3 separate regions of the Mus musculus genome follow, and all the other regions are linked to region 2. A link is a contact called in ENCODE Hi-C or POLR2A ChIA-PET data. All regions are on one chromosome and are shown on one strand. The core of a region is the stretch at or near the end of the contact, and the rest is flanking DNA. Distances in the headings are between cores, read along the strand shown.

Region 1 (2,766 bases), core at 162-2,661, 40 kb before region 2:
GGGGAATTTGACACTATACAGCTACAGTTTTAATCTATCACAGTGCCAGACAATGCTAAGGTTTCCCTGCGCCTGGCCTCATTTACCTCCTATTATAATCCCATGTATTGCCTATTGCTCAAAAGAGGAAACTGGGGGCCACTGAGGCCACAGAACCCACCCAAGGGGAAGCCACTGGTAAACACAGGGGATGTGAATCAAGACTGGTCTGGATCCAAAGCCCATTTCCTTAATCCTGACCCATGCCACTGGGTCTCAATACTGTGTCCTGCTGCGGTTGACAGAAACCCACAGGGTACAGAAAGAAACACACATCAGTTCTCGTAACCTCAAGACTAGGACAGGAGGCAACTCCTAAGGCCACATTCTCAGTTTTAGAGAAACTAAGTCATTTGCCTGAGGACGTGTTCAGTTGACACCCATCTTCTCATCTGGTCTCAGTTCCCCCAGGTGTAAAATAAGGACATCCTTTTATAACTGCATGGCCACGACCCCCGCCCCAAAATCTGTGCTATTTCCTTTCTCTCAGCTAGACATCTAGACTCGCTGCTCAAGGGTTCCTGGAACCTCACTCACCACGTACTTGGAGGGAGGGTCTTTGACAACATTGGCGCTGGTCACCTCAAAGAGCAGCCTCTGTGGAACTAGGGTGTTCCGAGACTTTTTCCAGAAATCCTGCAGCTGGCGGGCCAGGAGTTGACTGCTCCGTTGTCCATCAGGTGGGGGACTTCGTTCTGCACAAGCACATGACCCGTCATTATGGGGGTGGCTAGCTCCAGAGTTAACGTAAACAAAATGCCATGACCTCATTCACAGAAGCGAGATGTGCTTCACCCCAGCGCCTGGCTTACAGTGGATGCTAAACCTCCACCCGAAGCAGCTAGCACACACGTTTGTTTCCCTGGTCCTGTGCATTTAATATCTACAAAAAACCCGAGATGGTGTGATTCCCATAGTGTTGTGAGTCAAGGTCACACAGCCAAACCGTGTCTGGAAGAGCTTATAGTGTCAATAGTTTCAGAGAGAAAACTCAGGATGCCCTCGGACCGCGTCCAGCGGGGAGGCCTAACCGAGCCCCGGGGTTCCTGTCTGTCCTCCCGCACTCGCCTGCGTCTTCTCCCGATGCCCCGTCTCCTGAGGGCGGCGAGTCGAGGCCCGCCTCGTCGTCCTCGTCTTCGTCGTCAGGGTCATCCTCCGCACTAGTGAAGCTGAGGGTGCCACTGAGGCGGGAGGACAGGCCCTCGGCGTCATCGTCCTCCAGCTCTGAGCTCTCAGGGAACTGCTCGGCCTCTGGGCCCGCCGCCGCCTCCCCGGGGCCATCGCTGGCCAGGGCGTGTCGCAGCCGGTGTAGGAGCCGCGAGGCCATGGCACCCAGGGGGGAGCGCGCCACGCTGGGTCCAGGGCTGAAGAGGGAGGGGACCCCCGCCCGGAGAGGGACCCGGGGGCGTGTCAGGGGCGTGGCACAAGAGGCCACGCCCACGGGCCGCGGCCGCTGGGGACGTGCGGGAGGCCGGCCTCTGCCCTGTTCCTCCCGCAGGCCGGGACGCGCCTCCACCCACCGCGTCCCAAGTGCGTTCGGGGCGGGCTCCCGGGATTTGGTGCAGCAGCCTGGCGGATTTAAGAGGCTCTCCGCCCAGGCAGCTCACGGCGCCGCCTCGCTGCTTCCTGCCGCCGCTCCGCCTCCGCCCCGCCAGCTCCCTCTCCCGGAGCTGTTAGAATCCCAAGCCGCTGCCTGCGGGAGGGACGCGGAGGGCAGCCGGGCGGGCCAAGGCTTCCCCCGAAACCCAGCCGGATCGTGGTGGCCGCGCCCCCTCTTGGACTCGCCCACCCCTCCTGGTCTCCTGAGGCCGCCCCAAGCTTTACCCCTAATCTCCATACAGTGCCATGTAACTTTACAGTGTAATTTCGCGGCATTTGGGAGCTCGGCTCTCCCTTGAGTGAAGCTTGAAATCCGGTTTCGTCCAGCCTAGGTTTTCTCATATGAAACAAGAATACTAATACTCATACTAAATTTTCACTCATACTAAATTTTCAGCTCTTGTAAAAACCCCAGTCCGGTGCCTGTGTGAGAAACCTAGCCCTTCCCAGTTTCGTTTGAACTTAACCTGGGGGAAGTAGTCAAAGAGGAAAACATCCAGAGAGGCTGTTACTTGTTCAAGGTTGCCCAGTTTGTCAGAGATCTCTAGCGTGGGAGCTCTTGAACTGATTTATTTTCCCACGCGTGCGGGGTTGCTTGGGTAATCTCTATAACTCTCTTGGAGAACTGCAGTTTATCTTTTACTGCAGGGTAGCAGTAGTCAGGAAAATGATTGCTGATCCCTGTCCCAAGGCTTACATGTCAGACCTAGCAGGCAGATTTGGCTAGTTAGACAATAAAACAAGTTATCTCAAAGGCCAGGTGTGGTGCTCCTGTGGCTCATGCCATTAATCCTAGCCCTGGCTCTCGGGAGGCAAAGGTAGGAGGATCATTGTGAGTTCAAGAACAGCCTGGTTTACTGTTGAGGTCCAGAACTAAATAGAGACCCTGCCTCAAAATTATCTCAGACAGTATCAAAATTAAGTATCTCCTATCCCCTTTTAGGGCGTGGGAGAGGGATGGAGGATATGAACGGAAAGACCTTCCTGGCCTTTACTGAACAGAAGGGTCTCAGATTTTAGCACTCATGGCGTCTTGTAAGTATTTCATACACTGTCACATGTCAGTCTCAGAGGATGAAGTTACAGTAATGATTATTTTTCTAAACGATTTATTTATTTCATATATGT
Region 2 (2,916 bases), core at 41-2,540:
ATTTTTTCTTTTCCTTTTTTAGAGACAGAGTCTCACTATGTAGTCTGGTTGTCTTGGAACTCACTACATAGATCAGGCTGGCCTTAAACTCACAGAGGTCTGCCTGCCTCTGCCAAGTATTGTAATTAATAAATGATTATCACTATCCCAGGTCAAAAATACAAGAAGAATTCCCAAGGCCCATCCCTTCCCCAGGCTGGATGCCCCATGTCAAAGCTGAGAAAACAGAGTCTAAGAAAAGCTAAAGGCTTGTGTTAACAAACATCTCAGTCTGCATTAGAACAGATGTCTGTAATCTTGAATTCACATCCTCTGACTTACAGACTTCAATCACGGAGACAGACTAGACGTTCATTCCTTCCCTGCTTGGTTAGGATGTGGACCTGACAAGGTGACAGGAAGTTACAGCCTCCCCACTCCTGTGCTCTTTACGGGCTGTTGATCTCAGACTCCTACAGTGGGGTTCCCAAAGCACTCACTGCAGTCCACACAACTGGATCTCAGGTCTCACCCAGGTCGAGCCTTACCTTGTGGTCATCTGAGATCGGCGGCCCCTTCGCTGCACCTGCCGATGTTTTATCATTATGTTCCAAGGGTTCTGTTGGGGACCAAGTGGGCAAATGTCACCGAGGCTTCTCATAGTGAGGATGAGGAGAAAGTGAGTATGGCGCTAAACCTAGACGTTCCTGCTTCTCACTTCTCCCACCTTGGGGTGAAGGGGAATTAATTCAGTGGCTGGAAGACCCTGTCAGGGTGGAGGAACTGGGAAAATGTTTTCTGTCACCAATGTCCAAAGCTCGCTTTTTCTGGAAGAGCAAGAGGAAGGGCAGCAGTGTTTACCTAGGGTCTACTATGAGGCGGGTGACGAGTCAGGGCGTTCTACCCGCCTTTATCAGCCCATCCCACCACAACTCCAGCAAGCTCGGGTTATTGCTGTTCATTTCACAGAAGAGAAACCTGGCGCTCAGAGGGTGTCACATCAGGCCCACGTCACCTAGCTACAATCTGAATCCAGCTTGTAGCGGCACTGAGAAAACGACATTCCCAGGGCCGCACGGCCGCCGCGTTCTTTCGCCCGCGGGCCCGGGGCCCGGGAGCCCGAGGCCCTGCCCGGCCCGAGCCCCGGCCTCGCCCGGGCGCCCTCACCGTGAGAACCGGCTGGCCCGCCGCGCCCGCGTCGCCCAGCTCCAGGCCACCTCGCTCCGCCCCGCCGGGGCCCCGCGGCTGCTCGGTGTCGCCAGTCGCCCCCATGGCGCCCCCCGGCCCACAACAACCTCAGCTCGACTCAGCCACCGGAAAGCGGCGCCGTGACGTCACGGGAGCGCCCGAGCCACCCGGCCGGAAGCGCGACGCGCGTGCGCCGTGGGGTTGCTATGGGAACCGAACTGCCGCCTAGGAGCCACCTCGTCTTTGGTGTCGGGGACGACGTTGAGGCTTCCAGACCCCTGGGAGACAACGGCTGGGGACCGAGTGTGGGTGTTCGGGGGCCATTCAGTCAAGGGACGAGGGCGGTGTGAGGGCAGCAGAGCATACACTTCAGCGGGGGAGCACGGGGCTTCGGATGAGGGCAGCCCGAAGTTCAATCTTTGAAAACCGCAGGAACATCTGAAATCTTAGCACAGCCTCCCCCGAATTGGAGTAGTCTGACTCAGGAACCGGGAAAGCCAACAAAAGAAGGGGTTGTTGGTGCCACCCTAAATACCCAAACACCTAAACACCATACTACTAGCCTTTGCGGGCTGCCGCTTGTGTCGAAAGGCATCAGAATGAAAGTTGGGTTTTGGCTTGTGAACTAGTCCTGTTGCAGAGAGCTGGCCTTCTCTCCCCTAGATGGTTGATTCTGGGATAGGTAGGGGATGAAAGGTTTAACAACTGTGGCGTTCTCCAGAGCTCCTCTTAGCACTACCTCAGAGAGGTAAGCTGTCTGTGAAAGAATTCGGATTCAGTTACGGGTGATAAAATAACTCTTCTCGGGTCACAAGAAGCAGGTAGTGTAACGTATATGAATTTTGTGTTAGGAAAGATCTAGATTCCAACCTGATGTGATATGATCGTTAACGTTGGATAGGGCCTGGTGTGATAACATAACCCCAACACCGAGGAAGGAAGTAGCTGTGGTGTAGAGCTGTCTCAAAGCCAAAGGCTAAGAACATTGGCTGTGGGACTGGATCGCTTACCGCTATTCTCCTGCATACTAATTGCACGGTCATTCGTCCACAGTTTCAAGTATTCCAGCCTGGACCATGTAACTAAGGATCTGCCTCCACCTCCACAATGCCGGTTCACAGGCATGCCACAGTCCACGTTTGGTTTATGTCGTGTTGGAAATTGACCCCAGAGTCGTCATATGGTTGATACTAGGGCTGGATTATTTTATGCAAAGCACTTAAAACTTTGGTATAAGTAACTCCTTAAATTATTCTAATATAATAGTAATTTCCAGCAACCGTCACTTAAGGACTTTTTCCTCTGAAATATTATTGTATGTATTAAAATACTGCATATAAAACACATATTAGATAATCAACAATGCCAGTTTTGTTCCATGTTCCAACGTCCACTTTTATTTTTTTAGGTTTACTTATGTGTATGAGTGTTTTGCTGGTATGCATGTATGTATGTACATCATTTATGTACCTGGTATCCGCAGAGGTCAGAATAGGGTATTGGATCCTTTGGAAATAAAGTTATGGATAATTGTAAATTTCCCTGTGGGTGCTGGGAACTGAACCCTGGTCCTCTACAAGAGCAACACATGCTCCATGACTGCTGGGCCATCTTTCTAGCCCCAACATCCACCTTTTAACAAGGCACTTCCTTGCTTTAAACAATGGTGGCTTTTTTGTTTTTGTTTTCCCTTAGGCAAGACCCTCCTCTGTAGCTCTAGGCTGAGCTTCAATTTAGGCCCAAGCTGAC
Region 3 (2,700 bases), core at 99-2,598, 59 kb before region 2:
TGTCCTGGAAGCTGCTCTGTAGACCAGACTGGCGTCGAACTCACAGAGATCTGCCTGCCTCTGCCTCCTGAGTGCTGGGATTAAAGGCTTCCACCACCAACCCCCTTTCCCTGTATTTTTTTTTTTAAACCAAACTGATTTGTCTCAAACTCATGACCCGCCGGCCTCAACCTTTTCGCATTGGGCTTCTAAACCTGCACCCTTATTCTTTCTTTCAAAGAAAAACTAAAAGCTAAATTTATAGTAGGCTGTTTCACCTGAACCCTAAAAGCCCTGGCGTTTTCATCAGCTTTTAGCCCCTAAAGTCAAATGAGTCAGGGAGCTACCACCAATAATTCTGACACACAGCCCTGCAGAGTAAGAAAGGCACTCAGGGAGCACCACCTTGGATAAGGAAGGTGTTTGAAAACGGCTGTATCTGGAGCTCAAGAATCATTTACAAAATCAATCACCGAAAAGAACCAACCAACCAACCAATGAGCACCATTACTGCTTTGTAAAGAGGAGGCTAATGGAGGAAATTATTACTAAGGCGTTTCAATTCACTCCTCAACCAGCCTTGCGCTTGAGATAGATTCTCTCAACAAACAAATAAAACGGAAAAACAACAAGATGCAGTTACTGCGAATTCCCAGGAAAGCTCGTGAATGAAGGAGTGGGAGCAAGCGCGGCGGGTAGCAAAGGCCACGCCGGTGAGGTTTCCCTCGTTTTTCCGCAGGCACGGGGAACGTGGCTCCTCCATGCACGCCCTCCTCCTCCAGGCAGCCCTCCTCCCCACCCTCCTGCCCCGCCCTTACAGGATATCCTCGCGGAAAGAGGTGCCGTTGTTGAGGTTATGGAAGCGGACGGAGATGCAGTCCCTGACAATGAAGGAGCACCTGGTCTCCTTTTTGTAGGCGCTGAAACACTCCTTGAAGTCCTCGTAGGTCTTAAAGCAGCTGCCTAGCTCCATGGCCGGGGACTGGCCCTCCTAGAACCTAGAACCACGGCAGGGGTCAGAGGTCACTGGGTAACGGCTGGCACGGGCCCAGCTGCGGTCCCGAGTGAGTGGCTTACAGGGCGCTTGGGAGGAGCCCAGAACAGGAGGAGACCGGTAACAGCAACCTAGGGGCGACTTTGCTCAGTGACAGAAGAGGAAAGACGCTCATCCCTTATTATTCATCTCCAAGGCTCCGCCCCCTCGCTGATTCACCCAATCACACGCGGATGTCCAAAACTGACACAAATATCCTCCAATCTTAAGATAGAGCTAGCCGCGCCCACTCTGAAATTGACAAGCACATCGACCAATCACAATCTGCGTCTCGCTCCCCGGAGCCCTTGGGATTTCCGGCCCCTGGAGCGACCTTCCGGAAGCGCTGGGAGCCTATATAAGTTTCCGCGTTTCTCTCAACCGCAGCCAGCAGTGAAAATGTCAGCGCCAGAGGGTCTGGGAGATGCTCATGGCGACGCCGACCGCGGCGACCTTTCCGGGGACCTCCGTAGTGTGCTGGTCACGAGCGTGCTCAACCTCGAGCCGCTAGATGAAGATCTCTACAGGTAGCCGGTAGCGCCTCTGAACTAGGCTCGCACCCCTCTTTCAGTATAGAGTCGCGATTACTGCCATCTCCCTGTGAACCTCAGTTCTGGGGTTAAGAGTTGGATGCAAGCTCTGCTGCAGTTAGAAGGCATGTCCCTGGCATCCATCCTTGCTTCCTCTTCAGGAGGCGATCTGGGGGGTGGGGGGGGAAGGTGTGTGTGTGTGTGTGTGTGTGTGTGAGAGAGAGAGAGAGAGAGAGAGGGAGAGAGGGAGAGAGGGAGAGAGGGAGAGAGGGGACAGAGACTCCGCTACCCCACAAGGCAGCTTAATCTGGTAGACTGAGTGTGCGTGTGTGTTCGTTTGTTCAAGCCATCCCTTAATGTCTGGTAAGTCATTACTTATCTTTCACTGAAGTGGGTTTGTAACAATTTTTTTGTTTTGTTTAGAGACAAGATGTCACTAAATATAGTCCTGGATGACCTGGAATTCACTATATATATATGAATGGAGAGGGAGAGAATGAGAGAGAGAGTATATATATATACACAGCAAGTTGGCTTGGAACCCACAGGGATCCACCTTCATTTGTCTCTTAAGCGCTGGCAGGAGTTCACCACCAGGTCTAGCTGGTTGTCTTGTTTTGTTTTGAGACAGGCTTTCTGTATAGCCCTCCCTGGCTAACCTGGAACTCTGTGTAGACCTGGCTGGCCTTGAGCTCACAGAGGCCAGTGTATCTCTGCCTCCCAAATCCTGGGCTCAAAGGTGTGTACCACCATGCCTGTTCAGTGACAGTTCTGACCCATGCAGCCCTTACGACTTTATCAGAAGCTATCGTTCTTCCAGCTAGGTAATTACTGTCTTGGGCCAGGAGCGCTTTTCAAATTGTTCTGTAAAGAAAAAACTGACAATCTCAGGGTTGAGTGCTAGGACTCAGGGTTCAGGCTCCAGCACTGGGCAAGCCCTTTCACCTAGATTAATCTGCAGGTAGCCGGCAGCGCCTCTGATTTCGGCTAGATTAATCTGCATTCAGTTTCACAACCTCAGACTGTTTTTTTTTTTTTTTTTTTTTTTTTTTTTTTAAGGGAGTTATATGGGAAGTCTTGAAGTCCTTTTAGCTCTGAAACTAGTTCCTGGAAGAGCTGCCTTGTCATGGTTAAGGAGTGCCAGCAGCAAGCCTTCAT

The links. A loop is a pair of places that touch in the nucleus more often than their neighbours do. ChIA-PET counts read pairs that join two places held with the same protein, here RNA polymerase II (POLR2A).
Region 1: a map of heart shows a loop between it and region 2 (2.2-fold over the local background). The contact joins the promoter of Snx21 here to the promoter of Dnttip1 in region 2. A Hi-C loop is called at or near these places in 4 of 37 maps with a recorded cell type or tissue (adrenal gland, gastrocnemius and heart). POLR2A ChIA-PET finds 5 or more read pairs at or near these places in 3 of 5 experiments (Patski and embryonic stem cell).
Region 3: POLR2A ChIA-PET joins it to region 2 with 14 read pairs in Patski. The contact joins the promoter of Acot8 here to the promoter of Dnttip1 in region 2. A Hi-C loop is called at or near these places in 1 of 37 maps with a recorded cell type or tissue (gastrocnemius). POLR2A ChIA-PET finds 5 or more read pairs at or near these places in 2 of 5 experiments (Patski and embryonic stem cell).

Annotation. Positions count from the first base shown.
Region 1 is chr2:164,784,666-164,787,431 of GRCm38, reverse strand. It overlaps Snx21 (sorting nexin family member 21), which reads right to left and starts at 1,411. Exons shown (of 3, transcript NM_133924.3): 1 at 1,108-1,411; 2 at 577-734. The coding sequence starts at 1,366.
Region 2 is chr2:164,744,389-164,747,304 of GRCm38, reverse strand. It overlaps Dnttip1 (deoxynucleotidyltransferase, terminal, interacting protein 1), which reads right to left and starts at 1,290. Exons shown (of 13, transcript NM_133763.1): 1 at 1,147-1,290; 2 at 528-598. The coding sequence starts at 1,251. It also overlaps a transcript of Wfdc3 not described here.
Region 3 is chr2:164,803,529-164,806,228 of GRCm38, reverse strand. Acot8 (acyl-CoA thioesterase 8) reads left to right here and starts at 1,348. Exons shown (of 6, transcript NM_133240.2): 1 at 1,348-1,539. The coding sequence starts at 1,412. Zswim3 (zinc finger SWIM-type containing 3) reads right to left here and starts at 1,115. Exons shown (of 2, transcript NM_178375.2): 1 at 798-1,115. The coding sequence starts at 952.